Linked DNA regions of Homo sapiens: region 1 is linked to region 2. Evidence: read pairs that join two places in POLR2A ChIA-PET (ENCODE). Cell type or tissue: Panc1. All regions are shown on one strand. Each heading gives the region's core, and the rest is flanking DNA. Links, peaks and the distances in the headings are about the cores only.

Region 1 (12,581 bases), core at 4,960-7,459, 90 kb before region 2:
ATCACTGATCTGGCATCCCATCCACCCTCATTTTCAGGATCACCTCTTTGCAGGCAACACTCATGTTGGTAAGTTGTTACTTACCTCAAAGTAGGTGCCTGACAGCCAATTCACCCTAAAAGCTTCAGTGAGGGGATTTGAGTTGACTATCTGGGGAAATCCTGGGATCACAGGTGACAATGATGCTGATAACTTCACAGAAAACTTGTGCACTGAAGTCCCAGGTGGAGAATTCTCTGCCACATTGCCTGTAGCAGGTAAGAGGATTAGGTGTAGTGCTTCTCCCCCTGTGGAGTAAAAAGGGTGCAGGATGACATGAACACAAAGCCTTTTGCTGGGAACAGGGACTTAACAGCTTGGTTTGTGGCTTCAATTCGTAGCTCAGGGTGACGATGAGAGCTGGTCACTCCCCGAGAACAAACGCTCTTGCCAAGTGCTGGCAATGTATATGTGAGATCTTCTGGGAGCCAAGAAAACAACCACCACCAAACAACCAAGAAATCTGCTTCTGTCACTCAGTAAATAAAGCTGCTGCTTTTCTCTTGTCTCCCTGCTTCCCTTCTCTTTTCTCCCAGCCTTTGGGAAGAGCAGGGAAAGAGAACTGTGACACCTTAGGAGACAGACATCCGCCTAAAGAAACTTGCCTCATAATGTCATCTTCTCTCTTGCCAGGGCCCTGTAGCTTACAAGAGTTTGTTTTCCTTCTCTGCGTCAGCAATCTAGAGGTCATCTGAGAATTGAGTGTGCATGACTGGAGAACACCAAAATCATGGTAAATCTCTCCAAGTCCATTAGTAATCTCAAGGACAATTTTTGGTTATTATTGGACTCTGTAGGCATCATGCAGAGGGCCAAGCAGTACCTCTTGGTTGGTAGATTAACAACCATTCCACAGAGGAGGAAACAAGAGGCTCAGGGATGGCATGTGAATTGCCTTGGGCTGCCTTACAGGCAGGGAATTTTACAATTTAATAGAAAGCACATTTCTTCCAGGAAAGCCTTGGGACCATTCTAAGGTGCACAACACTACAAGACTTTGCCAGTGCAGAGAAAAGGAACAAGCTGTATTCTCTCAGCCTTCCATAATGATAATTACTGTTGTGGGTTGAACAGTGTCCCCAAAAGATTCATGTCCACCCAGAACTGCAGAATGACCTTATTTGTTTTTGTTTTTTTGAGACAGTCTTACTCTGTCACCCAGGCTGGTGAGATCTTGGCTCACTGCAACCTCTGCCTCCTGGGTTCAAGCGATTCTCATGCCTCAGCCTCCCAAGCAGCTGTGATTACAGGTGTGCTCCACCATGCCTGGCTAATTTTTGTATTTTTAGTAGAGACGAGGTTTCACCATGTTGGCCAGGTTGGTCTTGAACTCCTGGCCTCAAGTGATCCACCTGCCTCAGCCTCCCAAAATACTGGGATTACAGGCGTGAGCCACCATGCCCAGCCAAGAATGATCTTATTTGGAAATAGAGTCTTCATGGGTGTAATTAGTTGAGAGGCAGTCATATTGCATGAGGGTGGGTCCTAAATCCAGTGGTCAGTGTCCTCATAAGAAGACAGGACACGCACAGAGGGGAAAAGGCCATGATATAATGGAGGCAGAGACGAGTGATGCAGCTACAAGCCCGGGAATGGAAAGCAAACGCAGAAGCTAGGAGGTAGGCATGGAGCAGATATTCCCTCAGAGCCCCCAGCAGGAACCAACACTGCCAACACCTTGATTGCAGACTTTTGGTCTTCTGAGCTGTGACAGAATAAATTTCTGTTGTGTGATAGTTTGTTACAGCAGCCCTAGGAAACGAATACAATGATCATTTATCCAATGTTACAAATAAGTGCAAAATGTAAAATCCTGTATTTCACTTACTCCTCAAACACTCCTCTCAGACAGGTATTAATGTCATTTTACAGATGGGGAAACTGAGCTGAAATCCACACAGCAAATAATAAATAACAGAGCCAAGATTTACACAGGTCCCCCTTCCCAGCCAGCTTCCCAATCTCAGCCACCATCAGACCCTGAGAAGAAAACCCTGAACAAGTAGGAGGCACGGAGTGGGTAGGGACAGTAGAAGGTTCTGTCCCACTGAAAGGTATAAATGTTCTAGGAACAAACAAACCAGGATGTTTTATTTCAGTTGGTGCGGGGTGGGGTGAGTGCAGAGGAGTAAATGGAAAAGAGGAAAAAATTGAAATATAAGCACATTCACTGATACAAGCTTTTAAAATCTAAAGTCATCTTATTTAGTTTAGAGGCTAAAATGCATAATGCATAAGTTATTGTCGCTCGCAGAATTATCAAGTTTTATGGACAAGGACTGTGCAAGGACTCAGAAATATCAAAACAGCTGAAGTTTAGGGTGATGCGAATATGAATAGATTTTTAAAAATCTATTACAATTGACTTTGATATTATAGCATTCTTATGGTAAAAACCAGGAGTGAAAGAGTATGGTTGGAGTATTTAGAGACAAAGCTCTCAAAAACAGTTTTTCAAAATGAGCAAAATACTCTATTGCTTTGATGGGTTGGGTATTTGGGGCATAATTCCCTCCCATTCTCTTTTCTCGCAAATGCATACCTCTCTGAGCTGTTCATGAGAGTGTTCCCTCACTGTTTAGCAAGACAAGGACAGCTGTACAGGAAATGGAAAGTTGGCAATCTGTCTCATGGGATGCCCACATTCTCACCCATATTCTTCCCTTGCCCCCTCCAACCCTCTCCAGTGACTCGTGCCCCTCCAGGCAACAAGCAAAGTTAGAACTTGCTATGTTTTTCTCAATAATAGCCTAGGGTAAGATCGTGCCTAGCCCAAACGAATAGACTAAAATAAGTACCCATTTCATTTATCAAGCACCTGCTCAGCTGGCATCATGCTAGCTCCTTGACTGCCTGATCCCCTTAATCCCAGCACAATCCTCCGACATAGGTATTGCTGTCACCATTGTACACATCTGAGATTATACTGCTGTCACCATTGCACACATCTGAGATTATACTGCTGTCACCATTGCACACATCTGAGATTATACCACTCAGGGAACAGTCATGGAGGGCCCTGGCTCATGGTATCTGGATCTTGTACCTAACAGACTACACATACCTACTACAGACAGTCGGTCACTCCATGCCTGTCACATGACCATGCACATAGGATGCATCATAGTTATTCAGTCACCCTGGGACACTGCAACAACATGGCTGTGGGGGCTGGTAAGAAATTGACCTTTAACCTGGATGTTAGATCTTGATGATGTGATTTGTAAGAGGCTGTTTCTGGAACAACACGAAGAATTGTGCTGGAGTGTGAGCGTGGTGTGAGCTCAGGTAGAAGGGACTTGCTAAGCTCCACTCAGGGCTCTCCACAGCCTCACCCCGAGTGGAGAGATCACTGTGCCTCCCAACCTTAGTGCAGCTCCTTTGGGGAGCTGGGGACTGTAGAGAAGCCATGCTCCCCAAATATTGCCTGCTGATAGCTCCTGGTTTGCTTTGCTAGAAGTATATCCACTGATTTTCTTGAATTGATCATAACTTTGATAATTCCTGGGTCTGAGAGACTAATTCCATGAAAGATCCAGCATTCCAATCCTAGGCATCTGACTCCAAGGACAGCTCCATGATGTCTCCTTAAATCAGAGTGTTTTTTATCGTCCTCCTTGAATGGTCATATTTTGAATGGCAGTGAGAGATATTTTTGAAGAAGTGGATATAGCCAGTGACTCTCAAGCAATTTTTATTGGGAACCGCCTGTCCCATGTATGGTGAAAGCCAGACTGTCCTTGGATATGCCCTTTCTGCCGATATTCTTGCTAGAAATGATCTACATTTTTTCAGGTGGCCTCTCTTCCCAGGGCAAGGCCGTGTGTGCCAGGGTCATGCAAATGAATCCTTAAAACTTTGAGGCAGACCTAGGCAGACCTAGCAGTCCTAGGCAGTCCTTTGAGGCAGACCTAGGCAGTCCTAGGGATACTGATTTTTTTTTTTTTTTTTGAAATGGAGTCTCGCTCTGTCTCCCAGGCTGGAATGCAGTGGCGCGATCTTGGCTCACTGCAAGCTCTGCCTCCCGGGTTCACGCCATTCTCCTGCCTCAGCCTCCTGAGCAGCTGGGACCACAGGCACCTGCCACCATGCCTGGCTATTTTTTTGTATTTTTAGTAGAGACGGAGTTTCACCGTGTTAGCCAGGATGGTCTTGATCTCCTGACCTTGTGATCCACCTGCCTCGGCCTCCCAAAGTGCTGGGGATACTGATTTTTTTAAAAAGATAGCCAAGCTGGGTTCTCCTGACCTTAATTCAAAATCCGGTTTCTCCAGCTCTATTGCTATTTGTAAAAGAAGTAGTAGTAGTAATAATAGCAATAGCAAGGATAATAAGTGACTAGGGTCCATACCCTAAAAATAGAGTAATGAATAAGATACAATATTCACAAAATGTTAAACCCATCTGTTATACAGGTAAGCTTAAGTGATGTATCCAAAGGCACCCATCTGGTCAATGGCAGAGGGAAGATTAGAGGCCAGGTGCCAGCTCTCCCTAAAACACCGCATACTTTCCTTCCATGGCTGGTCTTCCAGGCTTTCTTTGGTGGTCTGAGTGCTAGAGAGCAAGAAGGAGGCTCTAATGGAATTTGACTTACACATGCATCTTAATTAAGAATCAAATTAGAATTGCTTGAAGCACGTACTTTGGAAAAGAAAGAGCATGCAAAAGATTTATTGTCAGCCATGGCGCCCACTGAAACATCTTGCTTGTGGCTAAGATCTGGATGCAGGATGTGCTCACTTGTCTCCCTTGAATCACTGCCTCTCCAGAAATGGACCAATGGGGCTTCCCTGGGAGCCTATGTTGGGATAATTAAGCCTTCCACAGTCTCAGAGAGGAGGAAGTTGGCCACCCTGGACCTTTGACACTGAAAGTGGAGATGCGGGTCAAGAATGTGGGGTGATGCCATCTTCTTCTTGGGGTGTAGCTGCTCTAACTTAGAGCTCTGCTTTCAATACACAGAGCAGGACTCCCTGAGACCATCACTCAATAGCTACCTCTTCATTCTCTCTAGTACCTAATCAAACAGCAGTGAACAAAATCAGTTCTGTGAAAAGAACGAGAGATTTGGAATCAGACCCCTGGCTTCAAGTCTTAGCTTTGCCACTGCTTGACTGTGTGACCTTAGGCTGGTCCCTTGACTTCTCTGGGGGTTCCTGTCAACTCTGTCTCTCAGGGCTATGGTGCTACATTAACAGTAGCCACTAAACAGGGTTCCTTTGCTAAAGAAGACTCATGGGACCCAAGTGACAATGCTTATAAATCTACAGTTTTATTACAGAAAACGGATACAGCATAGCAACAACATGAAAGTAAGGATATGCACTACAGCTGAAGGCTGCCTCAGCAGGAGATCCACAGAGGCCAGGTGCAGGCTAGGCTCTTACTGTTGTCTTTTCTCTATGGGACGGAAGAATGCACTGTCTTGGATCAGGAACAGCCAATGTATGCACAAATATCTTGGAATTATGGAGTCTTTACTGGGATTTTTTTCTATTTTGCTGTAGGCATATTCTTGTTCTATAACTGGCCTCAACGGCAGAACCCACAGAAGGTCCTCGTTGAGACCAGGTGCAAATAATCAATCCCACTGTTATCAATAAACAACGCTTACAAGCTGCTACAAACCATTCAGAAACTCCTAGGACCCACGGTTACAACGAAACACTTTTTTTTTTTTTTTTTTTTTTTGAGACGGAGTCTCGCTGTCGCCCAGGCTGGAGTGCAGTGGCGCAATCTCGGCTCACTGCAGGCTCCGCCCCCTGGGGTTCACGCCATTCTCCTGCCTCAGCCTCCCGAGTAGCTGGGACTACAGGCGCCCGCCACCTCGCCCGGCTAATTTTTTTTTGTATTTTTAGTAGAGACGGGGTTTCACCGTGTTAGCCAGGATGGTCTCGATCTCCTGACCTCGTGATCCGCCCGCCTCGGCCTCCCAAAGTGCTGGGATTACAGGCGTGAGCCACCACGCCCGGCCCACTTTTTTTATTTTTATTTTTATTTTGAGACGGAGTCTCGCTCTGTCCCCCGGGCTGGAGTGCAGTGGCGCGATCTCTGCTCACTGCAAGCTCCGCCTCCCGGGTACATGCCATTCTCCTGCCTCAGCCTCCCTAGTAGCTGGGACTACAGGTGCCCGCCACCACGCCTGGCTAACTTTTTGTATTTTTAGTAGAGACTGGGTTTCACCGTGTTAGCCAGGATGATCTCAATTTCCTGACCTCATGATCTGCCCGTCTCAGCCTCCCAAAGTGCTGGGATTACAGGCGTGAGCCACCGCACCTAGCCAAAGCAACACTATTAATCAGCATGCTTCATGCCTTGACTAGGGGTCAGTGTGGTTCACGAACTTCAGCAGAAAAATTCAGGCTAATATCAGGCCTATGGAAACTTATTCTCACAGCACAGATGCCACATAAGAAAATGCATATGCTCGGCCAGGCACAGTGGCTCAACCTGTAATCCCAGCACTCTGGGAGGCCGAACCAGGTGGATCACCTGAGGTCCGGAGTTTGAGACTAGCCTGGCCGACATGGTGAAACCCCACCTCTATTAAAAATACAAAAATTAGCAGTGTGTGGTGGCAGCTGCCTGTAATCCCAGCTACTTGGGAGGCTGAGGCAGGAGAATCACTTGAACTGGGAGGTGGAGGTTGTAGTGAGCCCAGATCACGCCACTGCACTCCAGCCTGGGCAACAAAGCAAGACTCCATCTCAAAAAAATAAAAAATAAAAAAAAGAAAGAAAGAAAGAAAAGAAAATGCATATGCTCAGTAAACTATAAAGCATTGTCAAATGTTGTTTCAACATATGCAACTTTTTCCTATTTCTTTAATTTCCACAATATATACCTCTTCCTGAATGAGATGTTCACCCACCCCCTTTTTTGGGAGGAACAAGGAACAATCCAGGCCAAGCAAGATTAACAGAAAAGAGCCCTTTATAGGACACAGAAGGAAAGGTGATTCAACTAGTGATTCTGTACATTATATTAGGTCGGTGTAAAAGTAATTGTGGTTTTTCCCTAGAAGAAAACCTAGGCAATACCATTCAGGACATAGGCATGGGCAAGGACTTCATGTCTAAAACACCAAAAGCAATGGCAACATAAGGCAAAATTGTCAAATCGGTTCTAATTAAACTAAAGAGCTTCTGCACAGCAAAAGAAACTACCATCAGAGTCAACAGGCAACCTACAGAATAGGAGAAAAATTTTGCAATCTACCCATCTGACAAAGGGCTAATATCCAGAATCTACAAAGAACTAAAACAAATTTACAAGAAAAAATCAAACAACTCCATCAAAAAGTGGGTGAAGGATATGAACAGACACTTCTCAAAAGAAGACATTTATGCAGCCAACAGACACATGAAAAAATGCTCATTATCACTGGCCATCAGAGAAATGCAAATCAAAACCACAATGAGATACCATCTTACACCAGTTAGAATGGTGATCATTAAAAAGTCAGGAAACAACAGGTGCTGGAGAGGATGCAGAGAAATAGGAACGCTTTTACGCTGTTGGTGGGACTGTAAACTAGTTCAACCATTGTGGAAGTCAGTGTGGCGATTCCTCAAGGATCTAGAACTAGAAATACCATTGGACCCAGCCATCCCATTACTGGGTTATACCCAAAGGATTATAAATCATGCTGCTATAAAGACACATACACATGTATGTTTATTGTGGCACTATTCACAATAGCAAAGACTTGGAACCAACCCAAATGTCCATCAATGATAGACTGGATTAAGAAAATGTGGCACATATACACCATGGAATACTATGCAGCCATAAAAAAGGATGAGTTCATGTCCTTTGCAGGGACATGGATGAAGCTGGAAACCATCATTCTTAGCAAACTATCGCAAGGACAAAAAAACCAAACACTGCACGTTCTCACTCATAAGTGGGAAGTGAACAATGAGAACACTTGGACACAGGAAGGGGAACATCACACACTGGGGCCTGTCATGGGGTGAGGGGAAGGAGGAGGGATAGCATTAGGAGATATACCTAATGTAAATGATGAGTTAATGAGTGCAGCACACCAACATGGCACATGTATACATATGTAACAAACCTGAACATTGTGCACCTGTACCCTAGGACTTAAAGTATAATAATAAAAAAAAAAAAGTAATTGTGGTTTTTACCATTACTTTCAATGGCAAAAACCAAGATTAATTTTGCACCAGCTAGGTCATAACTGGCAAGAAACAGACGTGTTTATCTTAGAGCATCACTATGGGGTGGGCCTGAGAAAGGCTTGTTTCTTTCAAATCTCTTCCAACTACATGGAGGCGAAAGTGGATGGATTCCAGTGACTGCCTGACTGCTTGCACTGGGGGTGAGGTTGCCATGGGCAAGGAAGAGCTGAGAGAAGGGACTGTCTTTTGTTCTTCTGAGGTGACTCTGAACAGGAAAGTGACATGACGGAAAAAGTAGAAACCTCTTGCAACACTCTTTGGGCCTGATACATAGGGTTAATTGGCTGACAGAAAGACTTTCTAGAAATGGATTGCATCTTCCAGCCTTTTCATATGATGAGAGCATTAAGAAGCATTTACATTTTAATTACCAAGGAGAATAAGAAACTCAGTCTTGGGCCTTTGTTTGATTTGCCAACACTGGCTAGCAGAGAACCACGCACAGATGATGGGCTGAAGAAAGCTGTGATTGCCTCTTGCCCAGAGCTTGCGGACAAACTCAGTTGGATGGGTTTGGTACCTTTTCATGTCCATGTGAATCTTCTGGCTCCCAAGGATCCCTTCTTTCATTAAATACCCTGGCATTTTTCATTTCCAGGAGGGTAATACAAAAGCTGGTTCCTTGGATGCTTCTTCAAAACATAGACAGCTTCCATGTGCAGTGGATTTAAAAATACCAAGGGTCCTTCTCTATGTCCTTCATCTTCTGGGACTCACATGTGATCCTTTGGGACTGATGGAGCCAGATGACTGCTTTGTCTCAACTCTTTCCACTGGGGCAGTTGAAAGTTTTGTCTAGTTTATATTCTTGTAGAGCCTCCCTTTGTAAGCTGTTGGTGGAATAGGCACTATAGCTTCACAAAGGGAAACTCATCTTCATAGGAGGTGGAAAGGACAGAAGTGAATTTAAATGTCAATATCAAGCAGGAAGAAGATCTAAAGCTCTACATTTGGGGTGTATCAGTAAATGTGGGGAAAAAACCATACCAGACTCAAAAAGTATAAAAATAAAAACAGCAAATATGTATTGGATATCCTCTATATATGTGGCACACAGGGACAATGAGCAATAAGATATATGAAATCTGTTATTGCAGGGCTGACATTCTAGTTGAGGAGGCAGAAATGGCCATATAACAGATGAATTACAGTATGATAGCTCATGCTACTTTTGGCTGAGCACTGAATCTGCATTAGGTGCTGGACTGAACTCTTTGCAGGCAGTCCATGTGCAGGCAAGAGGAGCTCCAGGGTGCAACAGCAGGAGCACTCCCCAGGAGCTAGGTCAATCCAGGAAGACTCCATGGGGGGGGGTGGGGCTTGAGTTGGGCCTTGAAGGAAGCATAGGAGTTAGAACACATGAAAGGAAAGAGGATACTCTATGTTACTTTATTTATTTACTTATTTTGAGATGGAGTCTCACTCTGTCGCCCAGGCTGGAGTGCAATGGCGCAATCTCAGCTCACTGCAACCTCCGCCTCCTGGGTTCAAGCGATTCTCCTGCCTCAGCCTCCTGAGTAGCTAGGATTATAGGCACCCGTCTTCATGCTCTGCTAATTTTTTACTGTATGTTACTTTATTTGAGATTATTATAGTGATGCCTGCTTCCAACAGCCTGAAGGGGTGCTGATGTGGCTGCCCCGCTAGAAGCCTCTGTAGCCCAGGTGTTGGAGTGTGAGGGTAATGACCAGGTTCTCAGACTCACAAAAGAAACAGTTTGTGTCACAGTAGCCCTTCCAAAAACAAGATTTGACCTAAGGGATTCTATTGTGTGTTTTAAATAAGAAATCTCAAGTATTTCTTGCAAACCTTTGTGATCTATCCCTTTCACACTTCTGATAAAATTCCAAATGATAGTGTTCAGTATAAGAAATTGGGTTCTTCCTAACCTCACTCTTTCCCCAGTGACAATAAAAGTCACCTCGACTCAAATGATTGTGGCCCTAAAAGCCCATATTTCTGGGGGAAATCTGAAATGTTTACTTCAAGTGACAGTCTGAACTGCTCATGGCCCACTTCACATTCACAGGTCATCCTGCCCTCTGCTGAGTTGAAAAGCCCAAGATAGAAGAGGGCTCAATATTAGGAAACCCAGTTATTTATTTATCTTATTAGCAGATCGAAGAGGAAAATTAAATGGTCATTTTCATAGATCTTGAAAAAGCGTTTGATTTAAAAATCCATTTTTATTTAGAAATAAGTACTTGAATATTCTTACATTTAGTTTTATTATATTTTTATTTAGAAATAAATACTGTAATATTCTTATATTAATAAGAATAAAAGCCACCTCCTTAACATATAAAACATTTCTCTCTCACACCAAAAGTTAACATCATGCTTAATGGGAAACAAGACAGGAATTTACACTCTTGTCATTATTTAATAATGGTCAGAATGTCCAGGCCTGGCAGTTAGATAAGAAAAAAATAGGAGCTATAGACATAGGAGAAGAAGAATATAAATGTTCATTTTTTCAAACGTGGAAAATTCATGAGAATCACCTGAAAAACCATGCCAAATAATAAGATAATTTGTTAACAGATTTCCATACATCATACAATAATCAGTTGAAAGATGTAGGGAAGAAGAGATTCCATTTACAAATGTAAAAAAAGAAAAAGTAAAAGAACTAGAAATAACCATAATAAGAATGTACCAAATCTATATGAAGGAAACCTCAAAATACTCCTAAGAAAAACAAATGAAGACTCAAACAAGTATCTAGAACCCTGTTCTTGGATTAGGAAGACTCAAGATCATAAATAATACTCACTAACATTTACTAAGCATTTACTATGTACTCAGACACTCTTCTAAGTATTTTACTACATAACTTGTCAAAGATGTAAATTATCCCTAAATTAATTTGCAAATTTAACATAAATTCAATATATTATGCATATACTACCTATTCAGAAATAAAATTTAATTTTAAAATCTCAATTTCAATAATCCAAGCTGACATTAAAAAGATCATCTAAGATTCTTGATGCCCTTGAATGAGGAAGAGAGAGTAAAATGATCACTAGCTTGAGTCTTTGACCCTTCTATCAGAAGGTGTTTTCTTTGCTCAAGAGGAAGACACCCCCTCAGTAACTCACTTTCCTCAAAGGATCACTTGTCAACCTCAAGTTGCCCTACGAGCCTCCAGAAAAGGGCCAGAATCTCCACAAAGACTCACTTGACATACTCACAAAGCTCTGCTATGAACACTATTTTCCCAACCTTAAATCTCAGGAGGACTACCAAATGCAGGCCAGTTAACCCAAGAGGGAAAGTGAAGTCTACACCAACATAGATTAGATTAGGCTCTTTAAGCATCTCTCTTTTCCAGGGCTCCTACCTGGTCCCCCAGGGCTCCCTGGAGCGGCATCACCTCATTCATTACTGCAGCTAAGCCCTCAATTGAACAAGCCTCCCAGGGGCAATTTCCTTTCTGGGGGACATTGTCATTCAATGGTATTATGCAGACCAAGTAGGCAAGCAAGGTTCCAAAGCAAAATTGAGTTCCTACCTGACATGGCACCCAGGAGAGCCAGGAGAATGATTGCTTCCTGCATACTTGATGGTCACAACTGTGCGTGCTTCCAGCACATTAGCCACAGCCTGAATCCCGTCTCACACCCAAAGTTTATTCCAGAAGCCACTCAGCTTCCCCTCCTGGTTTTGTTGCCATGCAAGAAATCAAACAGAGGCTTTGGCGGTAGCCAAGGGAGACTCCAAACACCACAGGACTGTTTGTTCTTTGATTACCTGCTTCTGTGACTGCATAGCACCCAAGAGACCAACCAGCCAGTCCTGGTCAGCTCAGAGTTTACCTTAAAAGTCCACACTCACCAAGTGTCTCAACCAAGAGCTCCAAAAGAGAAGTCAAAAGAGAAAACCGAGACACGGAGACCACACTAAGAGCTGGACGTGCGTAGTCCACCCATGATGGTCTCGGTCGCCCTGTAGCCAGGCTTGTGGTCATTTCCAGAAACAGGGGTGGGAAGTGGGAGTTTTTCTGCTGTCCTGAATCAATGAGTAGGATTCAGACTTGGGAATTAACTGGCACTCGTTCTAAAGACAAGATCTGAGAGCTGGGAGCAGACCCCTCCTCGAGGCTGACTTGAGGTGGAAGACTGCCCTCTGACTCCACCCCCCACCACCGCCCCTCCAGCCCTCGAAGAAGGCTGTGAAGGAAGGTTACTGGAGTGGTGAGGCTTCTGCCCACTGGGGAGTGATGCAGGTCTTGCCCTTCACGATGCCTTTCTGTTCCACACAGCCCTGTGCCAGGGCACAAGATGTGGCATGTGAACAAACGCGGGCTGGGGTCTAGTCTCCACTGAG
Region 2 (12,581 bases), core at 4,533-7,032:
GTTGGCCTTTTTAGAAACTTAGAAGACAATATCTCTCAATAATTCAGTTCCCCAAGTCTGAGATATTTGTCTTGGAAAATCATCTCAGGGGAAGCTTCACCAAGAGCCGAGGTGGCTGTAGTCGCTGGGCCCATCTTTACAGCATCCTGTGGGCATGAGGTGAGGCTCTGTTTCCTATGATCTTCTAGACATGGCAAATGTTGAACAATGTCATGTATAACACACTTCCCAGGAATTAAAAAAAATAATTTTTTGGCCGGGCGCGGTGGCTCACGCCTGTAATCCCAGCACTTTGGGAGGCCGAGGCGGGTGGATCATGAGGTCAGGAGATCGAGACCATCCTGGCTAACAAGGTGAAACCCCGTCTCTACTAAAAATACAAAAAATTAGCCGGGCGCGGTGGCGGGCGCCTGTAGTCCCAGCTACTCGGGAGGCTGAGGCAGGAGAATGGCGTGAACCCGGGAAGCGGAGCTTGCAGTGAGCTGAGATTGCGCCACTGCAGTCCGCAGTCCGGCCTGGGCGACAGAGTGAGACTCCGTCTCAAAAAAAAAAAAATAAAAATAATAATAATAATAATAATTTTTTAGAGATAGAATTTACTAAATCTATAATGAAAAAGATTTTTTGTAGACCACAAAGCATATTATTTAAAGAAGAGTAATTAATTGGTGCAGGAAAAGAAACAGTTCAAACAATGAACAGAAAAAGAGCTCAGAAACAGACCCAGGTGTTTGGAAAATAAGCATAAGAAAGATCTCTACAGAAAGGATAAACTATTCAATATATGGTTCTCAGGATAAATGGTAACTGTTTGGAAAAAGATTGAAAATTAACTTTTTACCTCACATCATTAACCAAAAGATCCAAGATCTGAATAAAAAACCAAACACCTATAAAGCATAAAGAGAAAATATAAGAAACTATTTTATGACCTTGAGGAAGTGAAGGTCTTCTTAAGCAAGACACAGAAAACAAAAGGCCTCAAGGAAAAGCCTGAAATGTCGACTATTTCCAAAGGGGAGAAAAAGCGTGTGTGGAAAAGATGCCATAAACAAGGTCAAAAGAAGAAAAGCAACAAGGTGGAAAATTACATTGTTTCCAAATAGAGAAAAGATCCAAATCGAGAATACATAGAGAATTCCTACAAATCAATAAGCAGCTCTAAATAATACCAATGACAAATCATCAAAGGATACTAACAGCAATTTACAGAGTACAAATACAATGAACATGAGAGGAAAATGCTCAAAAACACACCACAAATGAGGGAAATACAAATCAAATTTTTTTTACTCATAACATTTGCAAAATTTAAAAGGTTTGAAAATGTGGAGCATTAATTAAGGAAATGGGCACATCTCTGTACTGCTAGTGGAAGTATAAATTACTCAGCTACTTCAGAAGACAATCTGGCAGAACTATTAAAATTAAAAATGCACATACCCAGCAATTCTATTTCTGGGTAGTAATACTTCCTCACGTGCCCAGGAAACATACATAAAAATAAAGACGTTGACTACCTATTTTTCATAAAAACTAGAAACCTAAATGTCTATCAACTTAACAGATAAATATTTGGGAGGCCAAGGTGGGTGGATCATTTGAGGTCAGGAGTTCAAGGCCAGCCTGGCCAACATAGTGAAACCCCACTTCTGGTAAAAATACAAAAATTAGCCGGGCATGGTGGCAGATGCCTGTAATCCCAACTACTTGGGAGGCTGAAGCAGGAGAATCACTTGAACTCGGGAGGTGGAGGTTGCAGTGAGCCGAGACTGCGCCACTGCACTCCAGCCTGGGCAACAGAGCAAGACTCTGTCTCGAAAAATAAATAAATAAATAAATAAGAATAAAAATAACAGATAAATAGACCCTGGAACATTTTATGGAATACCATGAAGCAGTTTAAAAGAATGAGGTATTTCCACACATAATAACATTTAACAGCACGTGTGAAAGAAGAAAATTACAGAAAAATGTCCGTGAAGTGATACTATTCACATTAAAAAGAAAAAAAAAAAAGACAACGCACACAGCAATATCATCTACACCCATAATGACAGACATATACCGTAGGTAAATGTGTAGAAAATGGTATGAAAAATGCCTTTAGACCTGGGGGTACAGGAGTGACCACATTTGAAGGGGATATTTCTCCCTTATCTCTATTGTTTTACTATCTCATGAGGAGAACATGTTTATTCATGATGTATTAGTTTGTTTTCACACTGCTGATAAAGACATGCCCAAAACTGGGAACAAAAAGAGGCTTAGGCCGGGCATGGCGGCTCATGCCTGTAATTCCAGCACTTTGGGAGGCCAAGGTGGGTGGATCACCTGAGGTCAGGAGTTCAAGATCAGCCAGGCCAACGTGGTGAAACCCCATCTCTATTAAAAATACAAAAATTATCCAGGCGTGGTGGTGGATGCCTGTAATACCAGCTACTTGGGAGGCTGAGGCAGGAGAATCACTTGAACCTGCAAGGCGGAGGTTGCAGTGAGCCAAGATTGTGCCATTGCACTCCAGCTTGGGTGACAGAGCAAGACTCTGTCTCCAAAAAAAAAAAAAAAAAACCGGTTTAATTGGACTTACAGTTCCACATGGTTGGGGAGGTCTCAGAATCATAGTGGGAGGCAAAAGACACTTCTTACATGGCAGCGGCAAGAGAAAAATGAGGAAGAAGCAAAAGCGGAAACCCCTGATAAACCCATCAGATCTCGTGAGACTTATTTACTATCACGAGAACAGCATGGGAAAGACCAGCCCCCATGATCCAGTTAGCTCCCCCTGGGTCCCTCCCACAACACATGGGAATTCTGGGAGATACAATTCAAGTTGAGATTTGGGTGGGGACACAGCCAAACTATATCACATGATTTTCAAAATTCACTGTCAAGTTTCTTTTATGGAAGAAACAAATTTTTCAAAGAAAACAATAACAAGCAGAAATCACACTCTACTTAGTTTTAAGACAACTATTTACCTCATCATGCAAAGGCAGTTTTGTCTGCAACCAAACTGGATTTTGCAGTCCCTCTGCATAGCAAACGGTCTTTTAGGACCTTTCCTGAATAAAGGTATATTTATATATTACCATGATGTATATGTCAAGAGGAGGTTTTGGGCAGAGGTTTCAGACAGAGGCCTCCACATAACTGATGCAGGCCAGCAGCTCCGTGTAAAAGAGAGAAGTGCTTTAAGTTTCCTTTCTAAGCAGAAGGATGTCTGTCAGAAGCAACCAGAGGAGCTACTCCTAGGTCAGTGTCAGCCTGTCTCTGACTGGCAGCTGCTGTCTAAACGATGCACTGAAACTGAAGTAATCATCACAGTGAACATTGAACCACTGTCCACTGTGTGCCAGGCCCTATGCCTGGGGCTCAGTATCCAGAATCTCACTTAATCCTCACAACAATCCCAAGAGAAGAGCTTTACTACCCATTTCAGAGATGAGGAGCCTGAGGTTCAGAAGGATCAAGGCAGGTTCTCAAGCAAATGACTAAAGGGCAATTCTAATTCATACCTGCCCATCTCAAGCCTATGCTCTGGCCTCCACCCTGTACTGCCTCCTGCACCATAGTAAATGGTAGGTTTGGAGATATGGATGGGCTTTGCTCAAATCAATATGTGTACATTAATGTTAAATTTCTTTATATGTAGGTTAAGGGCCAAAAGTGATTTCTACAAGAATCCTAAAGAGAAGCTATCATCTCTCCTGTCTCGTCCTTGCAAAGGATAGTGGTCAGGAATGGGGCTGGATCTGCCACATTCTGGGGAACAGAGATGACCTCAACCTTCAGCACCAGAGCAGTTCCAGGGAGCACCAACTGGCCAAAGTCACAGGTGAATCAGTCAAGAGTTTTAAGACAGCTTTCCCTTGAGATAACACACTCCCGTGCTGGCTGTTCTGACCCAGTCAGAATGCAAATGTTTGTGTAGTTATATTTATTAATAGAGTCCACGGTTAGCCAGGCCTGGCACATGGCTAGGGCTCTGTATTGAAACCAATAAGTAAAAGCCTGGAATTTCTATTTTCGTTCCCACTCCTGTTGCTACTGGGGGCCTTTTATCCAGTCCTGTTTTTAATCCAGCAGCCTGCAAGGGGCAGGAAAGAGGCAGGTAAAGTTGTCTAGCAAGGCAGAGTAGAAGGCACACCTGCCCTCCAGATGCCGAGAGCTTTTATAAAAGGTAACAATGTAGGTAACAAATTTCCCCCAAATTATAATTCTCAGGGAGAAAGGGTTAGGGAAATAAATTTAGAGAGAAGAGTGGCAGATGGGACAGATGGATTCAATTAAGGCAAAGAACATCAAATAATTCCAGGGATGCCTCATTCTAATGGAACATGTCATTTTCTCCTCATTGCCTCCAGGTAACTCCCAACAGTCTAGGTAGGAAGTAGGGTGCTCACACCGTGCCTCAACCACGGCAGGAGTTTAATATCCTCAAATGAGAGAGCTAACATTCCCTCTTCTCTTCTTTTCAGTAATGTGGTGAAACAGCACATGAATCAGACTAAGTGAATGCAGGATACATAATAGATGCACATTTCTACAGAACCAGGTGTTATTCAAGTTAAATAGGTATTTTCCATTGTCATTAAAACAGAACAGATTTCTTTATTTGGTCTATGGGAGACTCTCCCTTTTAATTAAACCAACCACACTGTCATTTTCCTAAGAAAGATAATAAAACAATAAAAATATTTACATCCTTTTTTCTTCCTAAACATTAATCATGAGGGGAAGAGGGTGTTTTGCCTTTGCTAGATAGTTTTATCACATAGACATTATACTAATATGCTTTAAATTACTGTTTTACAGGTCACTTTATCCTTATTAAGGATGTATTAGATTCTTGTTGCCTCTAACAGCATTTGTAATTATTTACTACCAAAAGGAATTCAATTCTGTAATAAATCGATCACCATATATAGTTGATATATGAGTATTGATATGTATATAATACATACACAGCATGTAAACCTGAACACTACTTCCAACTGACCTCAATTTTCATCCAAAGTCAAGTGTAAATGTCTAGTAGTTTGATGAGCGATGCTTTCTTTATTCTCTGCCTCTCAGTTATGCAATTTGATTGACAGTCATGTTATCCAACACAGTCATAGATGGGTTATAGTTTCAACAAGTCAGTATTATTATGTCTATAGTCAATGGAGAGACTGGAGAAGGCTTAGAGTAAAGCAACTCTACAATTATACTCCATAACTAACTGCAACAATGTAGACATACTCTGTTATCAATTAAATGTGGCAATGCCTGTGAAGTCTTCTTTTGTAGAGATGCTAAATCACTTTTAGATTCTAGCCCACAATTTACCGTACTGTGGAGTAAAATCATCCCAAATAGAAGGAAATAATATTTGGGCTGTCAGACTCTCTTCAAGGTCCTGTGTAGTAACCTCCACTTGACAGACTCTGCTGGGAAAGTAAGCTCATGTTAAAATATGGAACCACTGATTTGCTTCACTATAACTGAGGTGTCCTGACTTCTGATGATAAGCCACCTTTGATTTTTTTGAGTGGTTTACAGTAGCTCCCAGAAGAGGAGACAGCATTCTGGAAGCTCAAGTCACTGACTCCCAGCAAGTGGCCCACTCACATGGCTACTAGCAGGATTAAGCTCCTCACTGGCTGTTGTATTGAGGGCCTCAGTTCCCCACTGGCTGATGACCAGAGGCCTCCCTCAGTTACCTGCCACACAGTCCTCTCCATAAGGCAGCTTACAACATGGAAGTGGGCTTCCCTTAGAGCAAGACAGGGCATGCAAGAGAGAGTGAGAGCAACAGAAGTGACAGCAGTTTTGTACCCTAACCTCAGAAATGACATCCCACCACTTTTGCTATATTCTCTTTGTTATCAGCAAGTGACTAAGTCTAGCCCACACTAAAGAAAAGAGGATTACACAAGGGCATGAACACCAGGAGGTACAGACCTTTGGGGCCACATTAGCTGCTGCCTACACCTTCCTTGCATGCACAACAACACAGGAATAAACATCAAAATAGATAATAAATAGAGGGAAAATAGGGAAGCAGAAGGGAAAGGGAAAGTGTTCCAGCATCTAATTACTCATGCCTCAGAGCTCTCGCATTCTCTCTCCCCACCTCTAAATCTAGCCCAACAGCACACCCTCTGATCAGGTGCTCTCTTCACAGTCTCACACCTGTCTCCTCTTCTCTACCTGCATAGCACCACCAAAGTTCAGGCTTTCATCTCTTCACACCATGAATATTGCAGCACTACTTTTCTAACCAGGCTCCGTACTCCAATCTTTCTAACTCACACTTTTAACTTATCTTTATGGTACAGAAAGCCCTTCAGTAGCTCCCCATTGTCAAACAAAATCCAGACTCTTTAGGCTGCCGTTTGGTGCCTTCCATAATTTGATCCAGGCCTGGGTATCAAAATGCATCACCCCCAAGCCCCCAGTAACAATTCTCCATCCCAGGCAAACCATGCTCAACACCCAAACACACCATGTTTATACTCAGCTTGAAGCCTCTGCTAATACCATTATTCCCCCTCCCTCCGCAAGACCAGTCTTCACCTTACCATTACAAATCTTTGGCAATTTCCAAGATGCAGAGCAGAGCCCATCTTCTGTTACGCAGTTTCTGTTCACTCCTAACTAGATTTCGGTTCCTCTATGAACTGGCACAGCTGAGAGACCACCCCACCCACTGCACAGGCCAGTCCCTGTGTACCTGCCTGTTTTCCCAAGGAATCGGTAAGTTTCACAACTTCCTTCTTCCAGAGACCACCAGACTGCATCTCTGTGAGGGTGAGGATGGGTCTCACTCATCTTTCCCTCCTGACAGGAGGGCACAGCTGTTCCATGACAGGCAATATTGGTTGACTTAAGATGGACAGATGGAAGGAAGGAAGGAAGGAAGGAAATGTCAAGCCCAGGGTCTAGCATATAACAAGAGGTCAACAAGTAATACATATTTGTTAACACCACCAATTCTTACAATGGGAATTCTTCACCCAGCGACACCTTAGCTATGTAGGAGCCCTTCGAAAGAGAGCAAAGGCAAATGCAGTTTATCTGAGTCTGACACAAACAAGCCGACTCACACAAACATCACAACTAAAGGCAAATCCGCAGCTCCTCCTTCATCGCCCATCCTAACACTGGCTTAGCGATACAGGGTGCCAAGCTCAGGGAAATTATTAGATGGTTCAGCCAGGGCAGAACTCAGTCAGTACAAAGCAACTTCCAATCAGTGCGCTTCAGCTGTGACAACTTGGGAAACAGCAGTGGTGAGAGCTAAAAGGGTGCTGGCGAAAGAGAAAAAAAAATATGTCGCTTGTGGGGTGAGGGCGGTGTCCATATAGTTTAGATAATTCTAGTAAACAAAAGGATTTGTTAAAAAGAAGTAACAGAAGACTTTTTAAAGCCTTCTTTAAAGGGTGAAAATCTCAACTAAAGCACCCAACGTCCAAAATCCAGAGGAAATCTAGCGCTCCCTTTCTAGCTGGCTAGAGCAGTTAAGCCTGAAGTGAATTCTCCCAGGAATCAGATTCCTGGCCAAAGGTTGCCTGCGCAAACCCGGGCCACCCTCGTCTCACGGCAGGGAGCGCTGGAAACGGCTCAGGGGCTAGGCCCGTTAGCGTCGTCTTCCAAGAGCCGTAAATTCGCCCTCCCGCTCTGCTGACCCTGGAGCAAAGTCCATGCAGTGGTTCTCTGAGAGCCGGAGATACGCACCGCGCGGGGAACCCGGGGGTCCGGGGGCCCTAACTTTTGAGTTTTGCACGCCCCGCAGCCTGAGATGGGAAGGTAGCTCGTAGCGCTCCAAACTCACCTGCGTTTCAGAACGACATCTACCCACTGGTTTCAGCTCCTAGAGCAACAACTGCAGAATCTCCATGGTCCAAAGTCCTCCAGGAAAGAGAAGAAAGGGGTGACGGGGGTGAGGGCTGGGAGGCGAGGTCACCAGGGTCCCTTCCCTGGCTCGGGTGGGGGTGGGGGGCGCAACCCCTCACGGCTCCTCCCCACCAAGCCGTCGGGACCCCAGCGGGGGCGCCTCGCGTTGGGCGACAGGGACGCGGGGAGAGAGCGACAAGCTGGAAGCAAGGGCTGCCTGCAAAACTTTCGGTCCTCCAGCGGCAACTCTGCGGGAAAGACCACCCTTCCTTCGGCCCCGCGTCGGGCCTATCCCCGTGTGCCCCGACCCCTGCGCCCCAGGCTTGGGCGGCGCCGCTGCATCCCGGCTGCCGGGCGCGCTGCAGCCTTCGCTCTCCCGCACGCGGCGCTCGCCCGTCCGCGCTGCCCCTCCCCGGCAGGCGGGCGGCCCCGGCGGGCGGGCGGGCGCGGACTGCAGGTGCCTCTCTGCTGCCCCTGGCGGCCGCGGGCGCGCGAGCCCCACCGAGCCGGCTCCGGGAGCCCGAGCGCCCGCCCCTCCTCCGCTCCCTCTCCCCTCCTCCTCCGCCGCCCTCCTCCCATCCCGCCCTTCCTCCCTCCCTCCCCCTTTCAGAACACTCAATGTCGGAACGTTCCGAAGATGACGTCGGAGCGTTCTCGAATCCCGTGTCTCTCGGCTGCTGCTGCCGAAGGAACAGGGAAAAAGCAACAAGAAGGAAGAGCAATGGCGACACTGGATCGCAAAGTGCCCAGTCCGGAGGCGTTTCTGGGCAAACCCTGGTCCTCCTGGATCGACGCCGCCAAATTACACTGCTCCGACAGTAAGAACCCCACCACCTCCTCCTCCTTTTATTATCCTGTAACCTTTCCATTCACCTAGAGCCACTGGGAAAAAGTGTGTGTGTGAGAGAGAGAGTGGCCCCCGGTGTCCTCCATGCTTCTCCCTCTCTCTCTAAATAAATACACACAGAGACAGATCATCAATGCACAGGGAGAGGCCCGGCTGCCAGGGCTGTCTGTCTGTCTGTGCCCGGCTCCCCGTGGCAGCCCGCGGGGTGGGCTCGCAGCCCCACGGTGTTGTCCGTTTAAAAGGCTACTTTGTTGCTGCTTGCATAGTTTTTTGGGTACCTATCTGGGCCAGGTAGATGGAAACCCAGACTTGGGAGAAAATGTTGCATTGTCAATTTTTGAAAGAATTTCATATACAGTATTTATATCGATCTGTTTGCAAATAAACACTCTCCCTCCCCCCTTGACTTTGGCTTTTTTCCCCCCTTTTTTCCTTATTTTCTGTTTTCCTTTTCTTTTTCATCTGCAGATGTAGATTTAGAAGAGGCTGGAAAAGAGGGTGGAAAAAGCAGGGAGGTTATGAGGCTTAATAAAGAAGGTAAGTGGAGCTACTGGCATTTTAGTGTTAGCATGTGTGGCAGAATCTTCACAGGATTTCGAATATAATGTGAATTGTTCTGCTGGGTACAGAGTGACTAAGGCTTGTCAAAAATTGAGCACGCCCAGGTGACTACTGCTTCATGTTAACTTCTTTCAAAGTATAAATACAACTGGGGGGGGGGTAAAGGGGGGTGAGACTGTTGAAGGCAGAAGTTTACTGCACTTCAGTTGGACTCCACGTTTGAACCTTCTGATGCATATCTGCCATTCTCCTTGGGAGCATCATTGCCAAATGGTGGGGCGTTAAAATTTCTGAAATGAAGAGTGGAGTTCCCTTCACAAGCATCCCAGCCTTTCTCGTGGGTGAATGCACAACAGCTTAATGAACCCCACATGGTCAGTCATTCCAGCAGCTACTTCTCCACTCACCACTGAAAACCATTGTACATGGCAAACCTTTGCAGCAAGTTACATTTGGCCCACTTTGCATTTGGTCACAGATTGTTATGTGGCAAGCAGGGTTAGGAGCATCTGTATGTGCAGCCCCTCAGCAGTCATCATCTCTCTTTTCCCAGCATGGAAATACGGTACCTGAAATGGGACACACTGAGTAGATAGGTCATCCCAGACCAAGATATGCAAGAGAAGCCACAACCTGCTGCAATTGGGCATCAAACACATATGGTCGTCATAAATAAATCATATCCTGTTCTCATTTGCAAGCCTGCCGTATGTAACTCTGGCCTATGGGCTTCAAATGGAGCAACTCCGGGGGCCACTTGCTGCTAAGCAAATAGGTGGATTCATTTGAATTGTGATTCACTAACTGATGTCTTATAAACATAATTGGCTGAAATTGGGGGTGGGAAGATGGCACAAGGGGACAGAAGAGGTTGGTGGTATTGAAAGAGTTCAGACATAAGTAGGCCATAGGTGCATTGGTCATCCCAAATGAATGGAGAAAAGGCCATTAGATGCCAAAGAATGGTCCCCCTCATAAAAAGGGATGTCACCCTGGAAGGCAGCTGAAGCCTGCGTGGAAAGATGGAACTCATTTTATGAATCAACACTTCAGATGGTTGGTTTTCTGTGCCCAATCATTTCCTGACCATCCACTGAGAGGAAATTTTGTGCTTCAGAAAAAATAACATGAAGGTTAAAATGCGTACATATTCAAGGACAGTTCCCTAGCATAATGTTTCTGCTAATTAAGCACTTTGGGAACAAAACATTATTCTAAAGATGTTTGCTTCTAAATATCTTAGTGTGATCTTGACAGGTGTCTTCAGGATGCACGAGGGATTGATGTCAAGTGGACTTCTTACAAGTGGCAGCTTATTTGTGTTAAATGTTCATGTGTGTTGGCAGTGGGAAGCATCACTAGAGATTATTTTTCTTCACACACAAACTCTTGAGATCTCTAAGTGCTTGCAAGACCCAGTTATCAGGCTACTGGCAACGTGTCCATAAAAGATGATGAGGCTGTGGAAATCTTTAAATTAAAGTTGAGTAAAGGTCATGGTATAGCACAGGATTGTCACCTCTCAGGTCTGGGTGATGCGTTATGACTATCACACACAAAACTCACATCCTTTCCCCCCAGTCCCTGTTTCTATTTCAGAAGACTGTTGTTCTCAGATTCTCTTTGCCTCATGAGAAACAGATTTTTTTTTTTTTTTTTTTTTTGATACGGATTCTCACTCTGTCGCCAGGCTGGAGTACAGTGGTACGATCTTGGCTCACTGCAACCTCCGCCTCCCGGGTTCAAGCGATTCTCCTGCCTCAGCCTCCTGCATAGCTGGAACTACAGGCACGTGCCACCACACCCAGTTAATTTTTGTATTTTTAGTAGAGACGGGGTTTCACCATGTTGGCCAGGATGGTCTTGATCTCTTGACCTCGTGATCTGCCCACTTGGCCTCCCGAAGTGCTGGAATTACAGGCATGAGCCACCGTGCCTGGCTGAGAAACGGATTCTTTTAAGAAAAAATGAAAAGCTCTCCTTTCCTCAGAAGTCACAGGTGGTACATCCCGCTTATTAGGTCCTTTGTCCTATAAAGGTACGAAGATTTAGCTCCTAATTATACATATTTGCATTAAGGACACCCACTGTTCAGTGTAACTTGAAATTGCTAACTTCACCAAAATAGCCATATATGGGCTGAAATCTCTTTGTTCACAGGCCTGGTGGAACAGACTTGGGTGAGCAATTCCTGATGGTCTTTCTGGTATATATGCATGCAGTTTTCTTTATAGATAAAATATCTATATACTGAATACGTATTCCCCCATGGTGAGAAATTGAAGGGTTGAGCTGAGACAGGGTGTTTATTTGGTTACCTGGATCTCCAGTAATGCTTGCCATGGGCCCTCTTTTTGGAGTGATCAACAAAGTCCTGGGACGGATACATGTTTGTGGATGGGTCACTGCAGGACACAAAGTAGCCTGTGTGTGGCTGTGTACCTGTGCTTATGAATGTATGTAGATTGTCCATGACACTGTTGGCTTTAAGCAGGTCTTGAGAAGAAATTCGGCTTTAATGGGAATGAATGAACAAAATACAGTTTAGAAATTCCAACTGGGAATTGAAGGGAAGTGGTTCCGATTTTTGTTGTTGTTGTTGTTTTGTTTTGTTTTGTTTTGTTTTGTTTTTTTGAGACGGAGTCTTGCTCTGCCGCCCAGGCTGGAGTGCAGTGGCGCAATCTCAGCTCACTGCAAGCTCCGCCTCCCGGGTTCACACCCTTCTCCTGCCTCAACCTCCCAAGTAGCTGGGATTACAGGCGCCCGCCACCAAGCCCGGCTGATTTTTTGAATTTTTAGTAGAGATGGGGTTTCACCGTGTTAGCCAGGATGGTCTCGATCTCCTGACCTCGTGATCCACCCGCCTCGGCCTCCCAAAGTGCTGGGATTACAGGCATGAGCCACCGTGCCCGGCGGGTGGTTCCGATTTTGATGTTTTTTTTTTTTTGTGGTAAAATATACATAGCATAAAATTTATCATTTTAACCATTTTGAGTATACAATTCAGTGGCACTAAGTACTTTCATAATATTACACAACTATCATCACTTTCCATTTCCCAAATTTTCCATCATCCCAGTCAGAAACTCTGTACCCATTATGCAATCACTCCCCATTCCCCATTCCTCTCAGCCCTGGTAACCACTGTTCTACTTTCTGTCTCTATGAAGTTGCCTATTCTGATACCTCATATAAGTGGAGTCATACAATCTGTATCCTTTTGTATCTGGTTTATTTCACTTCGCATCTCTTCATAGCTCATCCATGTTGTAGCATGGATCAGTACTTC

What was found. ChIA-PET counts read pairs that join two places held together with the same protein. Peaks named below come from ENCODE experiments on the same cell type or tissue, not always from the same donor. Only the 100,000 strongest peaks of a DNase experiment are listed, where the experiment ranks them.
Region 1: POLR2A ChIA-PET joins it to region 2 with 7 read pairs; 4 of 35 experiments call an interaction of 5 or more read pairs at or near these places.

The regions. Positions count from the first base shown.
Region 1 is chr7:105,962,550-105,975,130 of GRCh38, reverse strand. CDHR3 (cadherin related family member 3) reads right to left here and starts at 11,867. Exons shown (of 19, transcript NM_152750.5): 1 at 11,767-11,867; 2 at 85-287. The coding sequence starts at 11,812. RefSeq lists a silencer at 11,534-11,828 and enhancers at 11,411-12,362, 12,363-12,581. In Panc1, for the core only: no CTCF peak of the experiment used is centred there; no DNase peak of the experiment used is centred there.
Region 2 is chr7:105,872,499-105,885,079 of GRCh38, reverse strand. It overlaps ATXN7L1 (ataxin 7 like 1), which reads left to right and starts at 8,481. Exons shown (of 12, transcript NM_020725.2): 1 at 8,481-8,702; 2 at 9,200-9,268. The coding sequence starts at 8,522. RefSeq lists silencers at 145-328, 8,229-8,438. In Panc1, for the core only: no CTCF peak of the experiment used is centred there; no DNase peak of the experiment used is centred there; H3K4me3 peaks cover 1,616 bases; H3K27ac peaks cover 368 bases.